2 separate regions of the Homo sapiens genome follow, and region 1 is linked to region 2. The links are chromatin loops, found by intact Hi-C in ENCODE. Cell type or tissue: PC-3. All regions are shown on one strand. Links, peaks and the distances in the headings refer to the core of each region. The heading gives the core; the rest is flanking DNA.

Evidence for each region. A loop is a pair of places that touch in the nucleus more often than their neighbours do. Peaks named below come from ENCODE experiments on the same cell type or tissue, not always from the same donor. Only the 100,000 strongest peaks of a DNase experiment are listed, where the experiment ranks them.
Region 1: a loop joins it to region 2, with 4 times the contacts of the local background. A loop is called at or near these places in 17 of 110 quality-filtered maps.

What each region holds. Positions count from the first base shown.
Region 1 is chr19:8,447,852-8,462,736 of GRCh38, forward strand. HNRNPM (heterogeneous nuclear ribonucleoprotein M) reads left to right here. Exons shown (of 16, transcript NM_005968.5): 2 at 7,554-7,723; 3 at 14,678-14,730. Among named protein-coding and RNA genes, the nearest start is that of HNRNPM, 10 kb to the left of the region's middle. In PC-3, for the core only: a CTCF peak has its summit at 8,425; a DNase peak (open chromatin) is centred at 4,220; H3K4me3 peaks cover 912 bases; H3K27ac peaks cover 1,193 bases.
Region 2 is chr19:8,348,071-8,362,955 of GRCh38, forward strand. No RefSeq gene overlaps it. Among named protein-coding and RNA genes, the nearest start is that of ANGPTL4, 8.6 kb to the right of the region's middle. RefSeq lists an enhancer at 6,059-6,138. In PC-3, for the core only: CTCF peaks have their summits at 6,061 (motif pointing right) and 7,796; DNase peaks (open chromatin) are centred at 6,021 and 7,761; H3K4me3 peaks cover 465 bases; H3K27ac peaks cover 1,079 bases.

The DNA of each region.
Region 1 (14,885 bases), core at 3,692-11,691, 100 kb after region 2:
CCGTCTCTACTAAAAATACAAAAAATTAGCCGGGCGTGGTGCCGGGCTCCTGTAGTCTCAGCCACTGGGGAGGCTGAGGCAGGAGAATGGCGTGAACCTGGGAGGCAGAGCTTGCAGTGAGCCGAGATTGGGCCACTGCACTCCAGCCTGGGCGACAGAGCGATACTCCTTCTTCAAACAAACAAACAAACAAGAACACTGAAGTTGCTATAGAGTTTTAAGGTTGGAGCACTGGCAGCCAGCTGATGGGCAGTGAATTTGGATTTTTATCTTGAAAGCCTTTGAGAGACAGGAGAAAAATAGAAACTTGGTTCTTTGGAATTCTTTCTCTACCAGGAGTGGAGTGTGCAGTAGACCACAAATGCAGTGAGCTAGCAAGCTTGATCTGGGAACCCAGGTTGGAAATCTTGTTTTGCAGTTACTTCTCTCCTGGGTGTGAGAATAGGATTTGCTTAATTTTGATGAGAAGTCTGTTCCAATTAAAGTCAGCAAAGATTCAGAGTTAGGGTATAGTCAGGGAAAAAAAAGTTCATTTTAGGGGAATGTATAGGTTTTTAAAATTTTTTTAAATGTAGTATCATATATAAAATAAATGACTTAACCTGCTCCCCTTCCTGAGTAATTTTTTTTTTTTTTTGAGATGGAGTCTCGCTCTGTTGCCCAGGCTGGAGTGCAGTGGCGCGATCTCAGCTCACTGCAAGCTCCGTGAACCGCTTCCCGGGTTCACGCCATTCTCCTGCCTCAGCCTCACGAGTAGCTGGGACTACAGGCGCCCGCCACCATGCCTGGCTAATTTTTTTAATATTTTTTTTTAGTAGAGATGGGGTTTCACTCTGTTAGCCAGGATGGTCTCGATCTCCTGACGTCGTTATCCGCCCGTCTTGGCCTCCCAAAGTGCTGGGATTATAGGCGTGAGCTACCACACCTGGCCCCTTCCTGAGTAATTTTGTGGGTGAATAAGAAACAGATGGATTGGTTATTTATAAAAATAAAAATATATATTTAGGGTAGATTCCTGAGGAGGTACTGTTAGAGTTGACTCCATTTGACAATCAAGAAAACTTTCGTTTTAAACACTTAAACCCAGGTTCAGGAACCTGACCTAAAGACTCCAGGGGAGGCCCTCCTGACTCCCAGGCAGCTTGCTGCTTTCATGATACTACCTTGGTAACCACTCAGTAAACAGCCGTTTGAATTGTTTTATTTAAATCAGATTCTCTATACAATGCATTTGAGTGTTTGCTGTACTTTAAAGAGTGATTGTTTATTCAAAAAGGATTTTGGAGACACGTCAGATTGTGAGCTCAAGATTAGAAGACAGGGTTTTGGATTATTTGAATGCATGCTGCCAGGCCTTTGCTTTCACTCAGCTCTTTGATTTTATTCTGGTTAGGGAAAGAGATACTAGCCTGCAAAGATTAGCTTGCTTGTTTTTTTGGGAGGGGGGGTTCTCCAATGGACTTCCCCATTACCATATTTTGCAGTCATAGGGTTGAAAGCTAAATTGTCCCTTTGCTAGTCTGTAATGATTATGATGCCTAGGTTTTCTCAGCCTTGGCTCTGGTTTGCTAGTTTTAAAGCCTGAACAGTAGAAGGCTAGGAGTGAATCAGTCCCCCTCTCTACCCTTCTCAATAAAATTATTGGTAGAAAAATACATCATTGCCTCACTGTGTGCTAAGAGTCTCTTTTTTTTTTTTTTTTGAGACGGAGTCTCGCTCTGTCGCCCAGGCTGGAGTGCAGTGGCGGGATCTCGGCTCGCTGCAAGCTCCGCCTCCCGGGTTCACGCCATTCTCCTGCCTCAGCCTCCCAAGTAGCTGGGACTACAGGCGCCCGCCACTACGCCCGGCTAATTTTTTGTATTTTTAGTAGAGACGGGGTTTCACCGTTTTAGCCGGGATGGTCTCGATCTCCTGACCTCGTGATCCGCCCGCCTCGGCCTCCCAAAGTGCTGGGATTACAGGCGTGAGCCACCGCGCCCGGCCTAAGAGTCTCTTTTAAAGCTGTAAGCGTGTAGGTAGTAGCCTCCATAGGACCGAGGCCTAGTGACGACATGGTGACCCCAGCTCTTAGCCACATGCAGTACTGCTTCCCTAGATGAGCTGCTTTTTGTTTTGCCATTCTTTGTTGATTGTCACAGTGTCCCTCTGAGCTACCATGCATACAGGTTGCGCTGGTTTTGCTGGTAAAGCGCTAGAGACAGAAAGAGCTTGAGTCATGTGGGTAGTTCAGTGGTGGCCTTGGAGCTGGAATGGTGCTGTGAATAGTGCTCTCCACACCTTACATGCATTAGAGCAGCGCAGGACTTGAGGGATTTCTGTGAAGAATCACTTTATATAAGGGATGGTTCTCACACGGGCAGAGGGGTCCTTGTCCCTCAGGAGATGTGATCACAATTTCAGGGTATTGGGATTGCCATTTCAAACTGCACCCTTTCCTTGATTAGAAACTCCAAAAGTAGTGAGTGTTACGCATGGGAACTGCATGGAGACCTTAAGAGAGGGTAGGCAGTCACTATTTGGTGGTGGTCTTTTGCAGATTAGGCACTCAATCTTTTTATTAGGGTTTTTTTGTTTTTTGAGATGGAGTTTCACTCTTGTCCCTCAGGCTGGGGTGCAGTGTACGATCTCTACTCACTGCAACTCCAGCTCCTGGGCTCAAGCGATCCTTCCACCTCAGCCTTCTGAGTAAATAGGACCACAGGCACATGGTACCATGCCTAGCTAATATTTTGTAGAGATGGTGTTATACCATGTTGCCCAGGCTGTTCTTGAACTCCTGAGCTCAAGTGATCCGCCCACCTTGGCCTCCCAAAGTGCTGGGATTACAGGCATTAATCGTATTTTTAATTTAATTTAATTAATTATTATTATTATTATTTTTTTTTTTTTTGAGATGGAGTTTTGCTCTTGTTGCCCAGGCTGGAGTGCAGTGGCGCTATCTCACTTCACTGCAACCTCCGCCTCCCGTTCAAGTGATTCTCCTGCCTCAGCCTCCCAAGTAGCGAGTAGCTAGGATTACAGGCACCCGCCACCATGCCCGGCTAATTTTTGGTTTTGTTTTGTTTTGTTTTTGAGACGGAGTTTCACTCTTGTCGCCCAGGCTGGAGTGCAATGGCATAATCTCGGCTCACTGCAACCCCCGCCTCCTGTGTTCAAGCAATTTTCCTGCCTCAGCCTCCCGAGTAGCTGGGATTACAGGCGCCTGCCACCACGCCCAGCTAATTTTTGTATTTTTAGTAGAGACGGGGTTTCACCATGTTGGCCAGGCTGGTCTCAAACTCCTGACCTAAGATAATCCACCTGCCTCGGCCTCCCAAAGTGCTGGGATTACAGACGTGAGCCACCGTGCCTGGCCTAATTTTTGTATGTTTATTAGAGACAGGTTTCCACCATGTTGGCCAGGCTGGTCTTGAACTCCTGACCTCAGGTGATCTGCCCGCCTCGGCCCCCCAAGGTGTTGGGATTACAGGTGTGAGCCACCGCGCCCAGCCAAAAGTTAAAAAGACTTGCAGAGTTAAGTTTTTATATGTACGTATACATATACATGGACTAGAGAAGAATCTTCCCCTAATTTTGTCCTGAAGATAGTGAGAAAATAGGATTGGACATGTTAAAAAAAGAGCTTTTCAGGACATCACTTTTATACTATCACATCATCTAAACTTGAATATGTCCCTCCCCTTCCCCTTCCCCTTCCCTTGCCGAGACAGGGTCTCCCGCTGTTACCCCCGGCTGGAGTGTAGTGGTGCAATCATGGCTTACTGTACCCTTGACCTCCTGGAGCCAGACTGTCTTCTTTCTGCATAGCTGGGACCGCAGTTGTGCACCAACATACCTGGCTAATTTTTTGTATTTTTTTTGTAGGGACACGGTTTTGCCATGTTACCCAGGCTGGTCTCAAGACTCCTGGATTCAAGCACTCAGCTCACCTCAGCCTCCCAAACTGCTGGGACTGCAGGCATGAGCCACCATGGCCAGTCTGCTTGAATATGTGTCTCGAATGATATTTCTTTGAGGGTCATTCTCTACAAGTCTGTCAAGAATTAGTTGGTGGTGGTAGATTTCCAAAAAGGTCAATTTTTTAAAAGTTGGAAATGACAAGAGATAGTTCTAATCTCTTTACTGAGGAAACCTCTCAGAGGGAATGATTAGCCAGGGAAGGATTTGTTTGCAGAGGTGCTGTGCCCATTAAGCATGGTGAGAGCCGCTTTCTCAATGGTGAGTCATGTGATGTGGATTAACCCCAAACCAAATGCTCAGCTTCTGTGGTTAGATTGGATAGTTTATTCGTAGCCATGGTATGCACCTGTGGAATATAGGTTAGACACTTTGTTACCTGCTTTGGCTGTAATTATTTATTTATACATTTCGTAGTTTATAGGTGAGCTTAAGCAGTCTGGTGAAAGACTGGAAATAATTCATCATGGACTCTGTCAGAATGTTTTTTATTGTAAATCTTAAAGTATTTGGGACTTCAAAAGTAACAATATTAAAATTCATTTCCATCTGTGAATCCTCTGGTGGACCATGATGTGTAGATTCTGTTATGTTTTATGATTTTTTCTAACACAGTCGTCGTCATTTTCCAGGAAAGAGTAGGAGATGATTTGGCAGATAGATTTTGTTTGGCAGACTTTGGTGAAGGACTTTCTTTTGGAGTAGACAAGTGGCCTGGGTAACAGTTGTAGGTCTCCTGTGGGACCTGCTTTGTGGTGTGAAGCCAGTCTTGTGGACTCAGGTAGATTGCGTTCTAGGCATCTAGGGATTGGAGCTGCCATAACATCACCTTATCTGCCAGCCCGTGGGAAGGGAAGCCTGTTGATTGTGTATTGGTATAGTTGAGAGATCACAGAGGAAGCTGCTTTCCTTGGTTTTACCTTGTGTTGATTTGGGTGTGGCTCACACCAGTGATACCTCTGCTGGGATACCACTTGGCACTCTTGTGTTTGGGGACTACACAAAGTTGCTGACTTTAAAATTTTTCCAAGTAAATACGTTACTATTTTTGAGACAGGGTCTTGCTTTGTCAACCAGGCTGGAGTGCAGTGGTGCAATCATAGTTCACTGCAATCTTGACCTCCTGGACTGGAGCCATCCTCTCAGCTCAGCCTCCTGAGTAGCTGGGACTACAGGTGCACAACACCACACTCAGATAATTATTATTATTTTTAAAAATAAAGACAGGGTCTTATTTGTCGAACTCTTGGGTTTAAGTAAGATTCTCCTGCCTTGACCTCCCAAAGTGCTGGGATTATAGGTGTGAGCCACCATACCTGGTCTCAAGTGAATACTTTTGTTTGTTTGTTTGGAGACAGAGTCTCATTATGTCACTCAGGCTGGAGTGCAGTGGTGCGGTCTCAGCTCACTGCAACCTCCGCCCCCCGGGTTCAAGCGATTCTCCTGCCTCAGCCTCCTGAGAGGTGGGATTGCAGGCATGTGCCACCACGCCCAGCTAATTTTTGTATTTTTAGTAGAGATGGAGTTTCAGCATGTTGGCCAGGCTGGTCTTGAACTCCTGACCTCAAGTGATACACCTGCCTGAGCCTCCCAAAGTGCTGGGATTACAGATGGGAGTTACCACACCTGGCCTCAACTAAATAACATTTTAAAATAGTAGCTTCTCCAGCTACTATCTGGTGTTTCTTCCACGGAAGAAAGTTACATCCCAGAATAAAGATCGGCTCTTCAGTTAAAGATACTTTTATAAATCATTAATACTGTAGTCTTGGCTTTTTGGTTTTTTTTCCGGTTTTGTCATGGATTACAAATTCTGTAGTAGAGCCCGTGGTCTGGGAGTCACTGGATTCTCACTGGCGGGACACACAGGGCTGGGGAAGCAGAAGGTGCAAGGCTCAGTTGCTTAAGAAACTTGAGGTGGCTTCTGGCTCCTCACTTGTTCCTGATCAGCTCTAATCTGTGCCTCCCTGTAGTCAGAGGGGTTGCGCTTGAGCTGGCAGCTGAGGAAAGCGCCCTGTCAGCCAGTGCCCGGGCTTCCAAGCCTGATGGCTGCTACCTAGAGATGGTTAGTGTTAACAGTGTGGTGGCACCTAGCACACAAAGGTAAAGAGTGCAATGGGAAGGCCGTGCCAGAAAAGCAGCCACCCTTCTTTGCCAAAGGTGGGATTGTCTGCATGCTGTCTTCCACCTCCCAGGGTTGCTCAGACCCAAGTTTCCCAGCTTCAAAGTAGTAGGATTGTGTAGGGAGTGGTTTCTTTTCCACCTTTCTGGATTTTTAAAAAGTGGTTAAAATATACATAAAATAGACCATTTTAACCATCTTAAGTGTGCAGTGAAGTATGATGTTTTGCAGCAATCTGCACATTCCTGGAACTTTTATTCTCATCCCACATGAAATTCTATGCTCAGTATTTAATAACTTCCCATTTCTACCTCCCCCTAGGCCCAGGTAACCTCTGTTCTACTTTCTGTGTATGGATTTGCTTATTATAGGTATTTAATAAGTGGAATCATACAATATTTGGCCTTCAGTGACTGGCTTATTTCACTGAGCATAATGCCCTCAAGGTTCATGCATGTTGTAGCCTTTGTCAGGATTTCCTTCCTTTTTGTGGCTGAATAATATCCCATTGCATGGATAGTCCGTGTTTTGTTTATTCCATTCATCTATTGGTAGACACTTGGTTGTTTCTACCTTTTGGCTTGTGTGAGTAGTGCTGCTATGAACATTGGCATATGTGTATGAGTCCCTGCTTTTAATTCTTTTGGGTGTATACCTAGCAGTGGAATTGCTGGGTCATAGTAATTCTGTGTTTAATTTTGAGTGACTACCTAACTTTTCCATGGCGGCTGCATCATTTTATGCCCCCCCCCCCTTTTTTTTTTTAACACTATGAAAGACACTTATTTGTGAAGCTAAAATTGGATGGGCCTATGTGTACTACCTCATATTTCCATTCTATGAAGTCTTAGAAATCATCCCTCTCTTCTCCTGTTTCTGTCTTGGAATTAACACACCTTGGTCAGGGAGTTGGCCTCACCATTGTCTCTGTTACTGTCCGTAGGAGTATTTTGTGAGCCCAGGAAGGTGTACCTTTCCTTGGGAATGCTTTCTGCCCTGTGGAGCCTTGAGTTTGAATGTCTTAATTCAAAACCAACATTAGTCTTGTCTTTGCTTTTTTTGAGACAGGGTCTCGCTCTGTCACCCTAGGCTGGAGTGCAGTAGGGTGATCATAGTTTGCTGGAGCCTCGAACTCCCGAGTTTAAGTGATCCTCCCATCTCACCCTCCCTACTAGCTAGTACTGCAAGTGCACCACCACACCTGGCTAAGTTTTATATATATTTTTTTGTTGTTTTGACAGGGTCTTGCTATGTTGCCCAGGCTAGTCTTGAACTCCTGGCCTCAAATGATCCCCCCTTCTTGGCTTCCCAAAGTGCTAGGATTACAGGTGTGAGCCACCGCATCTGACCAATACTAGTCTTGTGTCATATGTAACTTTGTGTGGAATTGTAAACCTGGCAAATCAAATAATTATCTTTCACATTGTGCTGACATATAAACCCTTTACCTTTTTTTCCTCTCTCTCGAATTCAGTGAAGGAGAACGACCTGCTCAGAATGAGAAGAGGAAGGAGAAAAACATAAAAAGAGGAGGCAATCGCTTTGAGCCATATGCCAATCCAACTAAAAGATACAGAGCCTTCATTACAAACATACCTTTTGATGTGAAATGGCAGTCACTTAAAGACCTGGTTAAAGAAAAAGGTAATGGTACTGGTGATTGAGTAGGGTGAGAAGGTTGGTGTGTCATCTTTTCTGTGGCTAATTCCTTGGTTATTTTTGGTCAGTGGAAGCGGCTCTGGGTAGAGCATGTTCTTTCCAGGCTTAAGAGTGAAGCCCCCTTACCCCACCTCAGTTTTTTTTTTTTGTTTTGTGTTTTTTTTTTGTTTTGTTTTGTTTTGTGGTCATACCCCTGTGTGTCAAACAGGATGGTTTGTATGGTCCTTTGGCCTACAGATGATTTTACTGGCTTAGTATGGTTAATAAGGCTTCGATTAGGCTTCCGGGGAGCCTTTTCGTGTTGAAATTTTTTGAATTTTGCACGTTAGGTGGGAGAGATTTTTCCTTTCTTTCCTTTTTTTTTTTTTTTTAAGCTTTTTAAGTTTCACAGGAAGATAGCTTGTTTAAAATTTTGTGGATGTCTTCCTGGGATCAAAATGTGGTAGCTGGACCTTATGCTTCTCAGATTCCAAACTATAAAACATTAGCTTGTATTTTAACTTTTAGGCTTTTTCCCCTCTGGGAAAAAATAGAGTAGACTGGCCATTGGAGAGCTCAAAATAAGGTATCTGCTTTGTAACGCGGTGCCTTAGGATGTGGATTGTCATAGCCTAGGTGTCCACCTTCCAGCCGAGGGCAGGGGAAGCAGCCAAGCTCTGCTGCCACCAGGAGGCCCGAGGAGGCCTGCCTCTGTGATCCTCACCCCCGTGCACACTGTGGTGTCCTCTCTCTCTCCTTCTTCCCTCCTGTGCTGCTATCGTCTTCCTTTCTTTCCTGATTCTTGGCCCTGCTGGTGGCACTTAGGACTAAAGAGACTGCTCAGCCCTGGGTTAGACAACACCGTGGTAGAGAACAATTTGTATATTGCCTTGAGGCGCCCTCCCCGCACCCCGACCTAGACTCAAACTACCCTTCATGGAGTCTTTGCATGACTGAAAGGTATTGGTTTTCTGGAGCATTCATTATGAAAAGAGATGTGAGCTTGATTTGTCAAATGATTTAACATTTCAGTGACAGAGATGCCCCGTGGATAGGCCATTTTGGTATGTGTACTGGTGCTCCCTGCATTGGATTTTGAAATTATGAATGGCACTGCCATCATTGTCCCATCCCTTATTTTGACCATGACATGCAAGAAGCACTAGGCACTGTGAACCTCTCCGTACAGTCACGCGTGCTGCTCCCACGTGGCATTTCTCCAGATAACACAGATGGAAAAACGTTTTGGTGTGAGATTGATGTGCCTGCCTTGATCAGCCAAATCATTCCTGCCAATGCTCCTAGGGCAAGAGTGCAGTTTCTTCTTTTTGTCTGAGGGTGTGTCATGCTGCATCCCAGATGCAGTGTTCTTGGTTTTTGGGACTGCTGCTTCAATAGAAGCTTAGAATTTCTGTACAGTACAGTTGGGCCTCATTCGAATTAGCTTTTGGAATAACCTCCAAATTTGTGTTCTCGTGATTTGGTTGAACCGCTGAATTGCTATTTCCATTGATAATAAGGTATAGTAGTTCCAAGAACCAGGAATGTGGCTTTGAAAATGCAATTGTTAGAATTTTGTAAGAGATTGCAGGCCAAATTATTTTTTCATTTTTAGGAGTGTGTGAACCAGTTTTGGGACATGCTGGATGAAGTAGGTGACATTTTTACTGCTTTACCATTCAGTAATTCGGTTTGGGAAACCTTAAAGCTGGTAGTAGCAGCAGCAGCCATGGTGTTTCTGGATGTAGAAGCAGTTCACCTCAATTCACTATTTTGCACTCTTAAGTGTGGAGCCAGCCTGGTGGTTGATTGGGATACTTCCAAACTGGTTCTCATATTCCCCTGGCATACTGCTACGAATGCCTGGGCTCAGCCCTCTCAGTGTATTTTTGGTGGTGTAATTTAGAATTACAGGTGTGCAGTAAATCAGTTATTTTTAATGAGCCTTAAAATGTTCTTGTTTAGAGCTCCCCTGTACTGGTTAAATTAATTACTTTGCTGTTTAATTAAATTATTAGCGGTATAGGATTGTGGGTAAAGTGACTCAGAAAGGTAATCTTTTTATGATAATGCTTATATTCAGTATGTGAGGTCTAAAGAAATTTACTGTGTTTACATACATATGACTTCTTAAGAAATACTCTTCTTATTACGTGCTTTCAAAAAGACGTTTTTATTCCCGTTTTGGTGTACAAAAAATGTTTAAGTGGTTAGTTTAAATCTGAAATATTTACTTGAAATTTGTTGCGCATAAGTTTTAAGTGTTTTGAAGACTTTATACATAGGAAGAACTGGCAGATAGAGGCACTTACAACCCTAAAAGTATTAGTCTCAATTCCAAAACACAGAGATCTGGGCTGTTGTAACCTAAGCACTCTTTATCAGTCTGTGTTTTAAGGTCTGATGAATCTTAGCCTTGTTTCAGGAAATGAGTAGAACAAGAACTGGAATTAGTTGTCCTCAACTGAAATTTTCTGTCATTATAGCACTATCTAATTGCAGCCTCTCAGAACTAAAGTAGCTAGCTTTGAGAGGCCCAAGAGGGGAGCTTTTTTTCTAAGGATACTCCGGGGGGAGATTGTCTCACATGCTCCTCCCTCACTCTTGATCCTCTTCCCCATCTTTCATACCAGCTGCATATTCTCCAGCTTTAATTTTAGCATTTAGCAGCATTCTAGCATTTCCTATTAAAAATCCACATAGGAAGTAAACTGGTCATTTATGCCTTTGAAAGTGACTTAACAGGCCACAGCTCCCCAGGTTGTATCCTGACAGGTAAAGGGATACACATCTTAAAGTGATTGACCATAAGGACTGGGTGGAAAAAATAAAGATTTCTGTGAGAAAAGGCGATCTTAGGCTTTTAAACTTAGTGTCGTGCTACATTTGTTTGAGACCAAGTCCTGTATGAGTGGAGGAAGCTCCTTGCTGGGCTGCTTCTCTTGACCTCACCAGGCAGCCGGCAGCACCCAGGTGGGGCAGTGCCACCAGAGCAGGACTGAGCTGCACCTGCAGTGAGTAAATAGAGCCCAGGTTGAGGAAGAAAGGAAGGTCAGGGATGTAGTTTACCCTCAGTCGATCCGAAGTTTAGCAGCAGTCAGTTCAACTTGTGTAAGCAAAGATTTCTTTTAAGCACTTAATCCTTCTGTTAGTATAATACACCACTTTAAGTAAATTTCAAATTGCATCTGACAGAAAACTAAGGCCCAGAGGGCAAGTGTAGTCCAGTAGAAAACCTCCATCTTGGCTCCTGGAGATAATTTGCATTGTGGGTCTATTAGGCAGAACTGTATTTTCAATTTAAATGATATTCCTACCCAGTCTACTTGCTTCTTCATATTTTCCTCTGTTGGAAATGCAGCCTGTATTTTATTTATTTTGTTTTTGAGATGGAGTCTTGCTCTTTTGCCCAGGCTGGAATGAAGTGGTGTGATCTGCAACCTCTGCCCCCTGGGTTCAAGTGATTCTCTTGCCCCAGCCTCCCAAGTAGCCGGGATTAGGCACCCACCACCACGCCGAGTTAATTTTTGTATTTTTAGTAAGAGATGGGCTTTCACCATGTTGGCCAGGCTGGTCTTGAACTCCTGACCTCAGGTAATCTGCCTGCCTTGGCCTTCCAAAGTGCTAGGATTACAGGCCTGGCCGCAGCCTGCATTTTAGAAAGGCCTGTTATGCTAAAGCGTTCATATGTATGAATACTTAGGTTGAGCCCCAGCAGTGCAGCCTGTCTGGCTTACCCCGTGTGGTCTCTGGTGTTAGGGAAGCAGTAACGTTCTGTTATTGCCACGCAATTGAGGAGCGTGGGCTCAGTCATTTCCTAACATGTCCATAAGCCAAGTAGGTGTGTAGAATAATTATTTTGCCATGTTTCAAGGTGTCTTTATATTAAAGAGTGTGCATGTGTTCTGTGCACTCCCCTCGCCCAATAGAGTGGCAGCCTGAGAATTGACCGTTATGAGATGAAGAATGTTTGACAACATGCCTGACTTTCAAGTCCCCCCAACTCCTGTTAAAAAAAAATATATAGGTCTTATAACATGTGAATTCTCTTCAGTGAAGCTTCGGCACTGTATTCCCTCTTTTTTTCTTTTTCAGACTTGAGCAGTAAATGGGAACACAAAAACAAATACTCATTTGGCTAAAGGTCTGTGCAGGAGAGTGAGGTCACAGTAGCTCCCAGGGACCGCCTGAGTTCTTTTTGGGTTGCTCATCTGCTTATCCTCCTGATGTGTTTTAAGAATAAGGCAGTCTTTTTAATAATTCACTTAAATGTTGGTCAAAAATGATTTCTTAGAGCATTTTAAATAGAGGTAGATAACAGTTGGTGTTAGATTTTTTAATGTCTTAGTTTTTTCAATATTTTGATGTTTTAAGCTGCAGTAGAATTTGTCTTAGCAGCCTACTCTTGGGATTCCATGAATTCCATCCATGTTTACACAGGGGGAGGAGCAACCGTATTTTTTATTAATAACTGTGAGTGCCGTTTCTGTAAGACTGCTGCTACTGCCAAGCTGTCACCTCTACCCCTGAGTCCTGACTGTGTGATCTGCTCTGGATGGTTTGCTCGTTAAACTTCACTTCATGGAATGTGACCAGACTGTTTACTTGACAAATTTTGCCCTCACATTCTTGTCGATAGTTGTACTGACTACATAAAATAAATCTTTGCTTTGCTATTGTAGAACCAAAAGGGAGGTGGTCTTTTAAAGGCTCCATTTTCCTATAGGAAAGTATGAATTAGCAGCTATTGCAGATCCCTTAACACTTAATGGATGGTCTCTCAGGGTAGAGGTTGGAATTTTATGAGTTTGTGAGGAGGATGGGCATTACTGATGATCTCAGGGACAGCACTACTCATGCTGGACCCCCGGGTGACTGCTAAATGATGATACCACTTGAGGTAAAAAGAGGGAGAACGTTTTAAGCAAATTTTTAATACAAAGGATTGAGTCAGGTGTGCTATTTCTAGACTAGACTGTTACGTGGAAAAAGTCCTAATTTCTAAACCTCTCTTTTTGTTAAAGTGGTTATGGCCATGGGAAAAAGTTTGGTTTGGATTTGCTTGGTTTCTGGGTTGCAATTACAGCTTTTTGATCCAAGCGTCTTATGGACACAGACTAGAAACTTCCCATGCAACTGGGACTTGAATTTCGGCAACATGGTTGCAGCTGTTTTGAATTAATTATTGTGAGTCTTTTATTTTTTAAAGGTTATTAGGTGGTAGTCATAGCTGGTAGGAAATCAACTTGGGGCCTCTTCAGTCACTATTTTGACACTATGTGGCATTTTCATCAAAGTGGAGACAAGGGTTGGTGGTCCTTGAATGGCTGCTGCTCTTGAAACAAATGGCTTTTTAACATGGCCTCAGGGCGGCTGCATTTTTGGAACTGCTTTACTTTTTAAGGGTTAAATAAAGCCGCTTTGTACAACTGTCCCTTGGCTGTGATCATTTTTCAGTTTGCCCCACAGGAGTACATACTCTAAAAGTAAATTGTACTGATCCCTCATATTTCCGTTCTTCATTTCTTTGCACTGATGATTCTCCTGTTTTGTACAAAGTGTCAGTTTCGTTCTGAAACATTTCAGGAGAGGACAAAGAGGGTGAGGCTCTAGATGTAAACTTTGGACACTTGGCTTTCTTGCCTTCAACCAATGTGCAGAGCCATTAATAAATATGTCCTTCAGATCTTTAAATTTTTTGTAAAATAATTTTACCTTGTTTTTCATTAAAAATTTTTCTTCCTATAGCCTCATAATTTTAATGTCCTTTAAACAAAAGAGTTGGAATAGGCATGACTTGTTGAGGCCGTTAAGCGGGTTATTTTTACCCTTGTACTGCTAAACCAAACCGATCCAGAGGACAACAAAAGCCCATTTTTTGCCTTTGGAGAGTCTGGTTAGAGATAGTTTTCTCCAGGGTAACACTTTACATTTGTTTTCTGTGTGCCATCTTCAAGTTCAGCAGCCATTTTGGTGGTTGTCTTGATGGATTCTAACATCTGGTCATGGTGGTCATGAATTGGCAATCCAAACCTTGAGGAAAATCTGCAGAAACTTTTGAAATGCTTTGGTTTTTTCCCTTTTGTGTAGATTAGAATCATATGAGTCTGTTTAACTGTTTAGATACAAAATCTGAGCCCTAAATTTGAATTTATTTGTGTCCTTTAAATGGGGAGGTTTAGAAAGCGGCAAGAATGAAGCCTGGCCTAATTCACTGAAGAGAATCCAGATGCTGCTCTGGTTTTGTGATCTTATTATATTCAAACATTCTGCCTCTACAGATGTGGAGCCTAGTGCTGTGTGCAGGACCAGCTATAGAATTTGTGGGGCCCAACACAAAACGAAAACAAGGGGCCTCTTGTTAAAAAAAAAAACTAAGAATGTCATGGCAGCGATAACAGCATTAAACCAAGCTCAGGGCCCCTGAGTGCGGGGCTCTGTACAATTGCACGAGTTGCTCACCTGTGAAGCTGGCCCTGCGGCCGTGTGTGCCTGTGAGCTTATACCTTCGCATACGTGCGTCCTTGTATTTATAGCATGTGAGCTCAGCCCGATGGCATCGCAATTTGTATGCATTTCACCTGCTTGCCACCAATGAGAGCGTATGTGTAAAACCTCCTCCCTTCCCCAGAAAAGTAAATCACGCAGACTTCTTTCCTATAGATTTGGATTGCCTCTAGTCATGAATGAGTCTTCCAGACAGGGAAATTGATACGGAAATCTGTGGAATAGCTTGTTTGTGGTGGGAGGAAAATCAAGGACATATTGTTAACGTGTTTTCACCTACTTTTACTGCACACCTGTAATGCCTAGTTCGGTGGTTTAGAGAATATGGAGTGTTTCTGGGCTTTCTTATAAGGCAGAGGCTCCATACAAGGTTGCTGATGATTGTTCTAAATTCCCATTGTTTTCTTGGCTTTTCTCCCTTGGTTTATGTGTCGTCTGGAAACTGATTTGTAGTTGGTGAGGTAACATACGTGGAGCTCTTAATGGACGCTGAAGGAAAGTCAAGGGTAAGTGTCTGAGAGAATTTCTTCTGTGGATTTACTACATGAAAAATGTAACTGTATGGTGGCGTGGAATCGAATGAAATCAGGAAGGCAGTGAGTGCTCATGTTACAGTAGCTATGTTTGATTTTGCCAAACATTTGAGTGGGGTGGGAGGGGA
Region 2 (14,885 bases), core at 2,760-10,759:
AGCTACCCCAGAAGCGCCTCCGTGGACTATGTCCTAGTCACAGCTGCCCCTCACTCCCTAAGTAACCACTGTTTTGTGACTTTTATTTATTTGTTTGTTTATTTATTTATTTATTTTTGAGACAGAATCTCGCTCTGTTGCCCAGGCTGGAGTGCAGTGGCATGATCTCAGCTCACTGCAGTCTCCTGGGTTCAAATGATTCTCCTGCCTCAGCCTCCTGAGTAGTTGAGATTACAGGTGCCCGCTACCATGACCAGATTTTTTGTATTTTTAGTAGAGATGGGGTTTCACCATGTTGACCATGCTGGTCTTGAGCTCCTGGCTTCAGGTGATCCACCTGCCTCGGCCTCCCAAAGTGCTGGGATTACAGGCATGAGCCAACACGCCCGGCCCTGTGTAGGTTTCTGTTTGTTTGCTTATTTATTTATTTCGAGACAGAGTCTCACTGTATTGTTCAGGCTGGAGTGCAGTGGTGCAATCAATGCTCACTGCAGCCTGGAACTCCTGGGCTCAAATGATCCTTAGCCTCCTGAGTAGCTGGGAGACAGGTGAGCGCCACTGCACATGTATAGTTTTATTATCCAAATGTGAATCTGTAGACACTGGAGTTTAGTCTTGCCCATTCAAAAAGAAAATGATATGTCTTTTAAGCTCCCCCTGCCCGTTTTTTTTTTTTTTTTTTTGAGACGGAGTCTTGCTCTGTTACCAGGTTAGAGTGCAGTGGCGTGATCTTGGCTCACTGCAACCTCCATCTCCCAGGTTCAACCGATTCCCCTGCCTCAGCCTCCAGAGCAGCTGGGACTACAGGCACAAGCCACCATGCCCAGCTAATTTTTTGTATTTTAGTAGAGATGGGGTTTCACCATGTTGGTCAGGATGGTCTCGATCTCCTGACCTTGTGATCGACCAGCCTCAGCCTCCCATAGTGTTGGGATTACTGGCACGAGCCACCGCGCCCGGCCTAAGCCTGTTTATTTATTTATTTATTTATTTTTAATTTTATTTTTTTGAGATGCAGTTTCACTCTTGTTGCCCAGGCTGGAGTCCAGTGGTGCAATCTTGGCTCACTGCAACCTCTGCCTCTTAGATTCAAGCGATTCTCCTGCCTCAGCCTCCTGAGTAGCTGGGATTACAGGCATGCGCCACCACGTCCGGCTAATTTTTGTATTTTTAGTAGAGATGGAGTTTCTCCATGTTGGCCAGGCTGGTCTGGAACTCCCGATCTCAGGTGATCTGCCCACCTGGGACTCCCAAAGTGCTGGGATTACAGGTGTGAGCCACCGCGCCCGGCCTAAGCCTCTTTTAATTCACAGGTTCCTCTCCATCCCTCCCTTTCCCTTACAATAGAAGCATTGCATGCCTGGGCATGGTGCCTCACACCTGTAATCCCAGCACTTTGGGAGGCCGAGGCAGCAGGAACGGTTGAGCCCAGGAGTTCGAGATTATCCTGGGCAATATAGTGAGACCCCCCATCTCTACAAAAACTACAAAAATTAGCTGGGTATGGTGGCATGCACCTGTAGTCCCAGCTACTGGGGAGGCTGAGGTGGGAGGATCGCTCGAGCCCAGGTGATCAAGGCTGCAGTGAGCTGTGATCACATCACTGCACTCCAGCCTGGGAAACAGAGTGAGACCCTGTGAAAGAAAGAAAGAAAGAGAGAAAGAGAGAAAGGGAGGAAGGGAGGAAGGGAGGAAGGGAGGGGAAGGGAAGGAGGAAGGAAAGAAGGAAGGAAGGAAGGAAGGAAGGAAGGAAGGAAGGAAGGAAGGAAGGAAGGAAGGAAAAAAAAAAAAAGGATCGCACAATTGGCTGCTTGTCCTGAAGTGTTTCCTATGGTCTAAATGTTGCTGATCCTACACTCATTGTGTAGTTAGTTCAGGATGTTCTTCTGTCCTTGGTATTCCCTGCAAATTGGCGGTTGCTTCTAGAACTGGGGTCAGACTCAGATTTGATTACTTTGACATGACTACTGATGGCGTTCTGTTCTTTCACTAGGAGGCTTGTGATGTTTGGCTGTGCCTCCTTTCCTCAGTCCAGTAGCCATCGAGAATTAACTCCTTAGAGATTACAAAATAGTGATGTCATATCTCTTGTGTTTCTTCCTTCTTTATTTACTTATTTAATTTTTTTTATGAGATGGAATCTCGCTCTGTCACCCAGGCTGGAGTGCAGTGGCACAATCTCAGCTTACTGCAACCTCTGCCTCCCAGGTTCAAGTGATTCTCCTTCCTCAGCCTCCCTAGTAGCTGGGATTACAGGCTTGTGCCACCACGCCTGGCCATTTCGTCCTTATTTGTTAGTTGAATTCTTTTTTTTTTTTTTATGCAAGATACTTCTTCTTATGTACTATCTGGTTTTCCAGTGACACTTTTAGAGAAGAAAGGCAAGATAAAAACCTGATTATTGGCCAGGTGCAGTGACACATTCCGGTAATCCCAGCACATTGGGAAGCTGAGGCAGGAGGATCGCTTGAGCCCAGGAGGTCGAAGTTGCAGTGAGCCATGATTGAGCCACTGTACTGCAGCCTGGGCAACAGAGTGAGACCCTGTCTCATAACATAAAATCATTATGGCTGGCACAGTGGCTCACGCCTGTAATCCCAGCACTTTAGGAGGCTGAGGCGGACAGATCACTTGAAGCCAGGAGTTCGAGACCAGCCTGGCTAACATGGTGAAACCCTTCCTCTACTAAAAACACACAAAAAATTTAGCCAGGCATGGTGGTGCATGCCTGTAGTCCCAGCTACTCCAGAGGCTGAGGCATGAGAATCACTTCTCTTGAACCCAGGAAGCAGAGATTGCAGTGAGCCAAGATCACACCACTGCACTTCAGCCTGAAAGACAGAGACTCTGTCTCAAAATAAAAAAGAAGAGAAAGGTAGGAGGGTCAGAGTTATAGAAGGTGTTATGATGGAAGCAGAGGGGTGTGTGTTTGTGTGTGTGTGTGTGTGTGTGTGAGAGAGAGAGAGAGAGAGAGAGAGACAGAGAGAGAGAAAAGGAGATTGGAAATTGCGGCCAGAGTGGTGGCTCATGCCTGTAATCCCAGAATGTTGTGAGGCTGAGGCAGGCGGATCACTTGAGTTCAGGAGTTCGAGACCAGCCTGACCAATATGTTGAAACCCTCGTCTCTACTGAAAATACAAAAATTGGCCAGGCGCGGTGGCTCACGCCTGTAGTCCCAGCACTTTGGGAGGCCAAGGCAGGCGGATCACGAGGTCAGGAGATTGAAACCATCGTGGCTAACACGGTGAAACCCCGTCTCTACTAAAAATACAAAAAATTAGACGGGCGTGGTGGCGGGTGCCTGTAGTCCCAGCTACTCAGGAGGCTGAGGCAGGAGAATGGCATGAACCCGGGAGGCGGAGTTTGCAGTGAGCCAAGATCGCACCACTGCACTCCAGCCTAGGTGACAGAGCGAGACTCCGTCTCAAAAAAAAAAAACAAAATTTAGCTGGGCATTGTGGCGTGCGCCTGTAATCCCAGCTCTTCAGGAGGCTGAGGCAGGAGAATCACTTGAACTCAGGAGGCAGAGGTTGCAATGGGCTGAGAGTGCAGTATTGCACTCCAGCCTGTGGTGGTGGGCGCCTGTAATCCCAGCTACTCAGAATCCCACCACAGGTGCTCAGCACACAGTAGACACTCAATAAATTTTCACTGAATGGAAAGATTGAAAGGTGATTTCAAGCTCCCTGCAGACCAAGAATTTCTGAAGAGTATTCCTGCCTAGCTAGCCAGTGGGGAGAGGTATAAGAAAGAAAAGGGGCCGGGCACGGTGGCTCATGCCTGCATGCCCAGCAATTTGGGAGGTTGAGGTGGGCGGATCACCTGAGGTCAGGCGTTGGAGACCAGCCTGGCCAACATGGCGAAACCCCATCTGTACTAAAACTAAAAAATGTATCCGGGCATGGTGCTGTGCACCTGTAATCCCAGCTACTCAGGAGGCTGAGGCAGAGGTTTCAGTGAGCGAAGATCGCGCCACTGCACTCCAGCCTGGGTGACAGAGCGAGACTCTGTCAAAAAAAAAAGAAAGAAAGAAAAGAGAGACAAAGAAAGAAAGAAAGAAAGAAAGAAAGAAAGGAGGGAGGGAGGGAAGGAAGGAAGGAAGAGAGAAAGGGGGGAAAAGAAGAAAGAAAAAGAGGGAGGGAGGGAAAGAGAAAGAAAGAAAAAGAAGGAAAGAAAAAGGAAGAAAGGAGGGAGGGAGGGAAGGATGGAAGGAAGAAAGAGAGAAAGAGGGGAGAAAAGAAAGAAAGAGAGAGAGGGAGGGACGGAAATAGAAAGAAAGAAAGAGAAAGAAAGAAAGAAGGAAAGAGAAAGAAAGAAAGAAAAGGAATTTTGCTTGCGTGGGTGAGGAAGATGCTCTTAGACCTCTTAAACAACTTCCCTCCTCCCCCACATTCCTAATACCCTGGGTGTTCATGGTAGAAAATGTGACCCTTCTCTCTCCCACCCTGTCCCAGGCTGAGGCTTGAGTCAGAAAAGAAAAGAGAGAGGGAGGAGGTTCCCGGGCACTCCAGAATACATTGAACCCCTTGGGAGCCACTTTCAGCTCCTTTGCCATTTTAGGGGCCTCCTGGAAACTCCAAGGCACCCCTGCCCCCATCTGGAATGCTTAACTGCCCAGAGAGACTGCGCCTGTCTCTGAACAGTTTTTTTTTTTTTTTTTTTTTTTTTTTTGAGACAGTCTCGCTCTGTCGCCAAGGCTGGAGTACAGTGGCGCGATCTCAGCTCACTGCAAGCTCCGCCTCCCGAATTCAAGCAATTCTTCAGCCTCAGTCTCTCCAGTAGCTGGGATTACAGGCACCTGCTATCAGCCCAGCTAATTGTTTGTATTTTTAGTAGAGACAGGGTTTCACCATGTTGGCGAGGCTGGTCTCAAATTCCTGACCTCAGGTGATCCGCCCACCTCTGCCTCCCAAAATGCTGGGATTACAGGCGTGAGCCATTGTGCCCGGCCTGTCTCAGAACATTGACACCCCTGACATGAGAGCTAATTGGCCCCAGTCAGGAGCTTCAAAAGACAGCATTGGCCAGTTGTGGTGTGCATGCCTGTAATCCTAGTGCCTCGAGAGGCTAAGACAGGAGAATTGCTTGAGGCTGAGAGTTTGAGACCAGCCTGGGCAACAAAGCAAGACCCTGTCTCTAGAAAATTTATTTATTTATTTTTGAGACAGAGTCTTGCTCTGTCGCCCAGGCTGGAGTGCAGTGGCGCAATCTCGGCTCACTGCAAGCTCCGCCTCCAGGGTTCAAGCAATTCCCCTGCCTCAGCCTCCCTAGTAGCTGGGATTACAGGCACCTGCCACCATGCCTGGCTAATTTTTTGTATTTTTAGTAGAGATGGGGTTTCACCGCATTAGCCAGGATGGTCTCCATCTGCTGACCTCGTAATCCACCCGCCTCGACCTCCCAAAGTGCTGGGATTACAGGCATGAGCCACTGCACCCAGCAGACATTTTTAAAAATTAGCTGGGGATGGTAGCATGTTCCCGTAGTCCCAGCTACTCAGGATGCTGAGATGGCAGAATTGATTGAGCCCAGGAATTTGAGGCTACAGTAAGCTATGATCACGCCACTGCACTGCAGCCTGGGCCAAGAGCAAGACTGTCTCAACCGGGGTGCAGTGGCTCACGCCTATAATCCCAGCAATTTGGGAGGCTGAAGCGGGTGGATCACTTGAAGTCAGGAGTTTGAGACCAGCCTGGCCAACATGGTGAAACCTCATCTCTACTACAAATACAAAAGTTAGTCGGGTGTGGTGGCGTGCGCCTGTAGTCCCAGCTACTTGGGAGGCCAAGGCAGGAGAATCCCCTGAACCCGGGAGGTGTAGGTTGCAGTGAGCCGAGATCGCGCCACTGTACTCCAGCCTGGGCGACAGAGCGAGACTCTGTCTCAAAAATCATCATCGTCGTCATCATCTCCACTTCCCCCTTGATTTACTCAGTCTTCTCGAGCCTCCCACAGCGGGCGGGCAGCCGCCAGGAGGCCTTGAACTTCCTCTCAGGCGCCTGGGATCAGCGGGAAAGGAGCGCGTCTGAGCGGCCAGAACAGCTGCTCTCGAGTTCACCACCAGAGGGCGCTGCTATCTAGGGTAAACCCCCCGGGGCCGCGGTTGTCAAACCGGGTATATACAGAGAAGGAATTTTCGGGGTGGGGGGTAGTGGGGGAATCTATCTCTAGCTTTTTCTTATTGTTGTAAAAATAATTTCCCAAAAATAAAAATAGGCTGGGCGCGATGGCTCACGCCTGTAATCCCAACACTTTGGAAGGCCGAGGCGGGTGGATCACTGGAGATCAGGAGTTCAAGATCAACATGGTGAAACCCAGTCTCTGCTAGAAATACAAAAATTAGCCGGGCATGGTGGCCAGCAGCTGTAATCCCAGCTACTCAGGAGGCTGAGGCATAAGAACCCCCTGAAGCTGGGAGGCATAGGTAGTAGTAAGTCGAGATCGCCCCACTGCACTCCAGCCTGGGTGACAGAACAAGACGCTGTCTCAAATAAATAAATAAATAAATCGTAAATTACAAAACAATGACAAGCTTTAAAAATAGGCCAGGTACGGTGGCTCACGCCTGTAATCCCAGCACTTTGGGAGGCCGAGGCGGGCGGATCATGAGATCAGGAGATCAAGACCATCCTGGCTAACACGGTGAAACCCCATCTCTACTAAAAATACAAAAAATTAGCTGGGCCTGGTGGCGGGCACCTGTAATCCCAGCTACTCGGGAGGCTGAGGCAGGCGAATGGCATGAACCCAGGAGGTGGAGCTTGCAGTGAGCCGAGATAGTGCCACTGCACTCCAGCCTGGGCGACAGAGTGAGACTCCGTCTCAAAAACAAAACAACAACAAAATTAAATGAAAAATAAAATAAAAGAGGTCACGGTTTTGGGCACCGTTAATTCCAGCTAGTGAGCAGGCTGAGATGGGAGGATTTCTTGGGCCCAGTAGTTCCAATCCAGCCTTGGCAACACAGCAAGACATCCCACCACCACCCCACGTGCCCTCCCCCGCCACCGTCTTAAAAGACAGAAAGAGAGATTCAATGGTTTGGAACTAAAGAGAACTAGGTTCAAATCTTTTTTTTTATCTCTTTTTTTGAGATGGATTCTGGCTTTGTCACCCAGGCTGGAGTGCAGTTGTGCGATCTTGGCTCACTGCAGCCTCTGCCTCCTAGGTTAGAGCGATTCTCCTGCCTCCGCCTCCCAAGTAGCTGGGAGGTAGCACTCACCACCATGCCCAGCTAATATTTTGTATTTTTAGTAGAGAGAAGTTTTCACCAGGTTGGCCTGGCTGGTCTCAAACTCCTGATCTCAGGTAATCTGCCCACCTCAGCCTCCCAAATTGCTGGAATTACAGACATGAGCCACCACGCCTGGCCTAGGTTCAAATCTTGACCCTTCTGAGCTGTGTGACTTTGTCCAAATTCCTAAAGGTCTCAGAAGCTCAATTTATCTCCTTTCAGGGACCGACTTGAGGTTGAGATAAAATGGATTACACAAGTGTCTGATGGTGTAAAGGTGGCACTAAATAAATGTACGCTGCTACAGTTATTATTTCCTTAGTGACTTCATAGCTGTCTGCCCTGCAATGTACAAGTTCCCAGACTGGAAGGAATTATGGGGAAAAGCTAATAGGGGAGGGTGGAAAGGCAACCCCGTTCCCTTCTGAGCACCAGCCCAGATTCTGAGTCATCCTTTCTGCCCTGAGTGTTTGAGGTCCTGCTCTTGGGCTGACCTTTCTTGGTGACCTGGATGTGAGTACAGTGTGGCAGGAAGACTGTGGTTAGTTGCTGGGGGCGGTAGAGGCCAGTCACTGGACACGATGTGCCATTACATAGTCCTAACAACCTTGTGGGCTTGTCTGAGAAGAATCCTGCATGTCTCAAGCCAGAGAGAATTTTTCATGCTCTTCCTTGAACCTGAGTCATCTATTTCCTGTACACTTTGTCTAGGACTCTGTCAAGCATCTCTCAGTCTTAGGACCCCTGCTCCAGGAATCCTTACCTAATGGGATTGACATCTTTTCTATACTCTTCTAGGCCTGTGTGCTTACCCCATTGCAGCATTGACCATCTAGGATTCAACTTATGTAGTTAAATCTTAGCACCATTCATGGTGCCAATGAGCAAACAGATATCATGTGCCTCCTGATATCATACACTGAGAAGGACACAACATCACTGCCAAAAATACATAACAGGCACCTTAAGGGGAAGAAACATCTGCATCAGACAAATGCAAAATGGAGGACGTGCTACAAAAAACCGGTGTGTACATCTCGAAAATATCAGTGTTTGGCCAGGCATAGTGGCTTATGCCTGTTGTCCCAGCTACTCAGGAGGCTGAGGTGGGAGGATCACTTGAGCCCAGGAGGTTGAGGCTGCAGTGAGCTGTGATCTCACTGCTGCACTCCAGCCTTGGTGACAAAGTGAGACCGTGTCTCAAAAAATGCCAGTGCCCTGCCTGGTATAGCGAATGCACCTGTATTCCCAGTTACTCAGTAGGCTGAGGCAGGAAGATTGCTTGAGTCCAGATTTGAGACCAGCCTCGGCAACATAACAACGACCCTGTCTCAGATTAAAAAAAAAAAAAAAAAGGACCAACAGGATATGACAATGAAATGCAGTGGATGATTCTGGATAGGGTCCTGCTCATAAAAAACATGGCTGTGAGGCCGGGCGCGGTGGCTTACGCCTGTAATCCTAGCACATTATAGTGTATCCGGGAGGATCATGAGGTCAGAGTTCGAGACCGGCCTGACCAACATAGTGAAACCCCATCTCTACTAAAAATACAAAAATTAGCTGGGCATGGTGGCGTGTGCCTGTATTCCCAGCTACTCAGGAGGCTGAGGCAGGAGAATTGCTTGAACCCAGGAGGCTGAGGTTGTGGTGAGCTGAGATCATGCCACTGCATTCCAGCCTGGGCAAAAGAGGGAGACTCAGTTTTTTTTAAAAAAACAAAACAAAACAAAAAACAGCTGTGGCCAGGCACAGTGGCTCATGCCTGTAATCCCAGGTCTGTGGGATGCCGGGGTGGGAGGATCGCCTGAGTTCAGGAGTTCAAGTTTGAGACCAGCCTGGGCAATGTAACTAAACCCTGTCTCTACCAAAAAATACCAAAATTAGCCTGGTGTGGTGGCATGTGCCTGTAGTCCCAGCTGCTCAGGAGGCTGAGGCAGGAGGATCACTTGAGCCCAGGAGTTGGAGGCTGCAGTGAGCTATAATCGCACCACTGCACTCCAGCCTGAATGACAGAGTGAGACCCTGTCTCCAAAACAAAGGAAAACAAACAGAAACACAAACCACAGCTGTTCAGGTCATGCTTGACACAATTGATGAAACTGGAATATGGACCATAGATTAGATAACAGTACTATGTCAGGGTCAAATTTCCTGAAATTGCTAGCTGTACCACGGTTATATAAACACTTTTTTTTCTTAGTAAAGGGCAAAAGGCACACGTTATGTGTGCAATATATCCTTAAGTGGGTCAGAAAAAGAAGATGTACAAAAAAGTGTGTATTATCTCACCCTGCATGAGTGTATTATATAAATATATAAGAATACGTCTCTATGTGAGTGTATTTTATCTATCTATGCACTTATGCACTTATGTATTACGTATACGTGTGTGTGTGTTGTTGTTGTTTTGTTTCTTGTTTTTTTTGTTTTTGAGACAGAGTCTCGCTCTGTTGCCCAGGCTGGAGTGCAGTGGCCTCATCTCGGCTCACTGCAAGCTCCACCTCCTGGGTTCACGCCATTCTCCTGCCTCAGCCTCCTGAGTAGCTGGGACTACAGGTGCCTGCCACCACGCCTGGCTAATTTTTTGTATTTTTAGTAGAGACGGGGTTTCACCATGTTAGCCAGGATGGTCTCGATCTCCTGACCTCGTGATCCACCCGCCTCGGCCTCCCAAAGTGCTGGGATTACAGGCGTGAGCCATCGCGCCCGGCCTTTTTTTTTTTTGAGATGGAGTCTTGCTCTGTCACCCAGGCTGGAGTTCAATGGCGCAGTCTTAGCTCACTGCCACCTCTGCCTTCCAGGTTCAAGCGATTCTCCTCCCTCAGCCTCCCGAGGAGCTGAGTTTACAGGCCTGAGCCACCGTGCCAGACCTCTTTTTTTTTTTTTTTTTTTTTTGGGACAGAGTCTCACTCTGATGCCCAAATGGGAGTGCAATGGTACGATCATAGCAGACTGCAGCTTCCACCTCCTGAGCTTAAGTTGTCCTCTTGCATCGGCCTCCTTGAGTACGTGTGGGAGTACGGGTAGGCACCACCACACCTGGCTAATTTTTTATTTTATTTATTTTTTTATTTTTATATTTATTTATTTATTTTGAGATGGAGTTTCGCTCTTGTCACCCAGGCTGGAATACAATGGCACAATCTTGGCTCACTGCAACCTCTGCCTCCCGGGTTCAAGTGATTCTCCTGCCTCAGCCCCCCAAGTAGCTGGGATTACAGATGCCACCATGCCCGGCTGATTTTTTTTTGTATTTTCAGTAGAAATGGGGTTTCACCATGTCAGCCAGGCTGGTCTTGAACTCCTGACCTCAGGTGATCCGCCTGCCTCGGCCTCCCAAAGTGCTAGGATTACAGGCGTGAGCCGCCACGCCCAGCCCTAATCTTTTATTTTTTGGAGGGATGGGGTCTCACTTTGTTACCCAGGCTGGTCTGAAATCCCTGATTTCAAGCAATCCTGCCACTTCAGTCTCCCAAAGTGTCAGGATTACAGGTGTGAGACACCCTGCCCAGCCTGTTTGTGTATGTTATATATATGTATCTCTCTGTATGTAAGTGTGGCTCTCTCCATATATGTATATATATATCTTTATGTGTATTGCATATGTATGTGTCTCTGTGTGTATTATATATATTTATATTTTATGTCTCTATGTGTGTTTATTTATTTTTTGGATACAGGGTCTTGATCTGTCCCCTAGGCTAGAGTGCAGGGGTGCAATCTTGGCTCACTGTAGCTTTGAGCCTCGACTTCCCAGGTTCAAATGATCCTCCCACCTCAGCCTCCCAAGTAGCTCATACTACAGGAATGTGCCACCACGCCTAGCTATTTTTTTTTTTTTTGAGACAGAGTCTTGCTCTGTCACCCAAGCTGGAGTGCAATGGTACGATCTCCGCTTACTGCAGCCTCCACCTCCTGGGTTCAAGCGAATCTCCCACCTCAGCCTCACAAATAGCTGAGATTACGGCCACACACCACCATGCCTGCTAATTTCTGTATTTTTAGTAGAGATGGGGTTTCACCATGCTGGCCAGGCTGGTCTCGAACTCCCAGACTCAAGTGATCCACCCACCTCAGCCTCCCAAAGTGCTAGGATTACAGGTGTGAGCCACCATGCCGGGCCCCAGCTAATTTTTTTTTTTTTTTGAGACAGAGTCTCGCCCTGTTGCCCAGGCTGGAGTGCAGTGGCGCAATCTCTGCTTACTGCACCCTCTGCCTCCCGGGTTCCAGCGATTCTCCTGCCCCAGCCTCCCGAGTAACTGGGATTACAGGCGCGCGCCTCCACGCCTGGCTAATTTTTACATTTTTAGTAGAGACCGGGTTTCACCATGTTGGTCAGGCTGGTCTCGAACTTCTGACCTCACGATCTGCCCACCTTGGACTCCCAAAGTGCTGGTATTACAGGCATGAGCCACCGTGCCCAGCCTGGCCCCAGCTAATTTTTTAAATTTTTTGTACAGACAGGGTCTTGCCATGTTACCCAATCTTGAACTCCTGGGCTCAAGCAGTCCTCCCACCTTGGCCTCCCAAAGTACTGGGATTACAAGCATGAGCCACCTTGCCTAGCTTAATGGCATTTACATTTGTAGTGAAATACACATAACAGGCTGGGCGCAGTGGCTCATACCTGTAATCCCAGCACTTTGGGAGGCCGAGGTAGGCGGATCACCTGAGGTCAGGAGTTAGAGACCAGCCTGGACATGGCGAAACCCCGTCTCTACTAAAATACAAAAATTAGCCAGGCGTGGTGGTGGGCACCTGTAATCCCAGCTACTCGGGAGGCTGAGGCAGGAGAATCATTTGAACCCAGGAGGTGGAAGTTGCAGTGAGCAGAGATTGCACCACTGCACTCCAGCCTTGGCGACAGAGCAAGACTCTGTCTCAAAAAAAAGAAAAAAAAAAGAAAAGAAAAGAAAAAAAAGAAAAAGAAAAAAAGAAATATACATAATATAAAATTGGTCATTTTAACAATTTTTAACTATGTTGGCCAAAGTAGCCCACGCGTTGGGATTGGAGACCCGGTCTTGCCCACCGTGATCGCCCCAGTACAGTGCCTGGCATATAGTAGGTGCTCCAGGAACAATTGATCAGGATGACTTTGTCTTTGCTGGGTAAGAGGCCACATTCTAAAGGTCAGTTTTTGGCCAGGCACAGTGACTCACACCTGTCATCCCAGCACTTTGGGAGGCCGAGGCGAGTGAATCCCTTGAGCTCAGGAGTTCAAGACCAGCCTGGGCAACACGGCAAAAATCCTGTCTCTACAAAATCTACAGAAATTAGGCAGGTCTGGTGGCACATGCCTATAGTCCCAGCTGCTTGGGAGGCTGAGGTGGGAGGATCACTTGAGCCTGGGAGTTTGAGGTTGCGGTGAGCTGTGATTGTGACACTGCACTCCAGCCTGGGTGAGTGAGACCCATCTCAGAAAAAAAAAAAAAAATACATAAAACAGGGCTGGGCGTGGTGGCTCATGCCTGTAATCCTAGCACTTTGGGAGGCTGAGGTGGTGGATAGCCTAAGCTTAGGAGTTTGAGACCAGCCTGGGCAACATGGCGAAACCCCACCCCCTCTACTAGAATACAAAAAATTAGCGGGCGTGGTGGTGGGCACCTGTAGTCCCAGCTACTCAGGAGGCTGAGGCAGGAGAATGGCGGGAACCTGGGAGGTGGAGCTTGCAGTGAGCCGAGATGAGGCCACTGCACTCCAGCCTGGGCAACAGAGCAAGACTCTGTCTCAAAAAAAAAAAAAAAAAAAAGGCTAGGCCAGGCACAGTGGCTCACACCTGTAATCCCAGCACGTTGGGAGGCCGAGACAGGTGGATCACCTGAGGTCAGGAATTTGAGACCAGCAGAGCCAACATAGTGAAACCCCGTTTGCACTAAAAATACAAAAAATTAGTCAGGTGTGGTGGTGCACACCTGTAATCCCCGCTACTCGGGAGGCTGAGGCTGGAGAATCGCTTGAACCTGGGAGGCAGAGGTTGCAGTGAGCGGAGATTGCGCCGTTGCACTCCAGCCTGGGCGACAAGAGGGAAACTCCATCTCAAAAAAATAAATAAATAAAATAAAAAATAGGCTGGGCGCGGTGGCTCATGCCTGTAATCCCAGCACTTTGGGAGGCCGAAGCGGGCGGATCACGAGGTCAGGAGATCGAGACCATCCTGGCTAACATGGTGAAACCCTGTCTCTATTAAAAATACAAAAAATTAGCTGGGCATGGTGGCAGGTGCCTGTAGTCCCAGCTACTCGGGAGGCTGAGGCAGGAGAATGGCACTAACCCGGGAGGTGGAGCTTGCAGTGAGCCGAGATTGCGCCACTGCACTCCAGCGTGGGCGACAGAGCGAGACTCCTTCTCAAAAAATAAATAAATAAATAAATAAATAAATAAATAAATAAAAAATAAAGAGCAGTTTTTAGAATAAAATCTAGAGCCAACTTGAGGCGACAGTATAGACTCTTTTGTAGATTGCTCACAGCAGGTGCCCTTAAGACCCTGGGTCTGTGATGTGTTTTGTGCTGTGGGACACATGGCTCCAAAGAAGTCCCTGAAAATCAGATCATGAAAAGGTCATCAGGTTGGGGAAGTAATTGATCAGTTCTCTCAGTTTAAGAAGGTGGGGAAGAGGAGGAGCTTGCATTCTGGGATAGCCTGGGATAGCTGTGTCCCTACTCAGAGAGAGGCTGGGGGCTTGGGGGTGGACAGGCCAGACGGTGACCATCTGAACCTACTCCTCACTGGGGTTTTCCTCCCTCCCTTTCCTGTCCACTGCTGCTGGGAGGGATTTGCTGTCCTGGCATCTGGCCCAGCTGACGGGGCCAAGTGTATGAGTGGCAGCCTGCACGTCAGCCCTTGGGTGTGCAGTTTCAGATTCCAGAGAATGAGCTGGCTTGGAGCCCTGCTGAGTCAATGCCCTTCTCCTTGCCAGTGCTCTGAGCCAACCTGCCCCGAGTTCTTCCTGGCAGGCTGGTTTTCTGTGCCAGCCTCCCCTTCCTGACAGGGTATAGGGGAATGGGTAGGGAAGAGGCAGAGGAGATCGGTGCAAGTTTGAATGAACACTTAGCCCTGTGGAATGAATGTGGTCCAGCCCTTTAGCCTCACTCAGTACTTCCTTTGTCCCAACTCTATCCCTACCCCAGGCTCAGAATGTTGGGGTATCTCCACCTGCCTGAGAACTTCAAACATACAGGGGCTGGGCTTAGAGGGCAGCAGCACCTTCGTTCAGTGCATGAGTGAATGAATGAATGAGGGAGAGAAAGAGGAAGGTCTTCCATGTCTGAAACTTTTTTTTTTTTTTTTGACACACAGTCTCACTCTGTCACCCAGGCTGGAGTGCTGTGGTGCAATCTCAGCTCACTGCAACCTCCGTCTCCTGAGTTCAAGCGATTCTCCTGACACAGTCTCCCGAGTAGCTGTAAGCACGTGCCACCACACCCGGCTAATTTTTTATTTTTAGTAGAGACGAGGTTTCACCATGTTGGCCAGGCTGATCTCGAACCCCTGACCTCAGGTGATCCGCCCCCCCCCCCCTCCCACCACCCGGCCTCCCAAAGTGCTGGGATTACAGGCGTGAGCCACCGCGCCTGGCCACAGACTTTTATTTTATTTCTTTTTTAGAGACAGGATCTCACTCTGTTGCCCAGGCTGGAGTGCA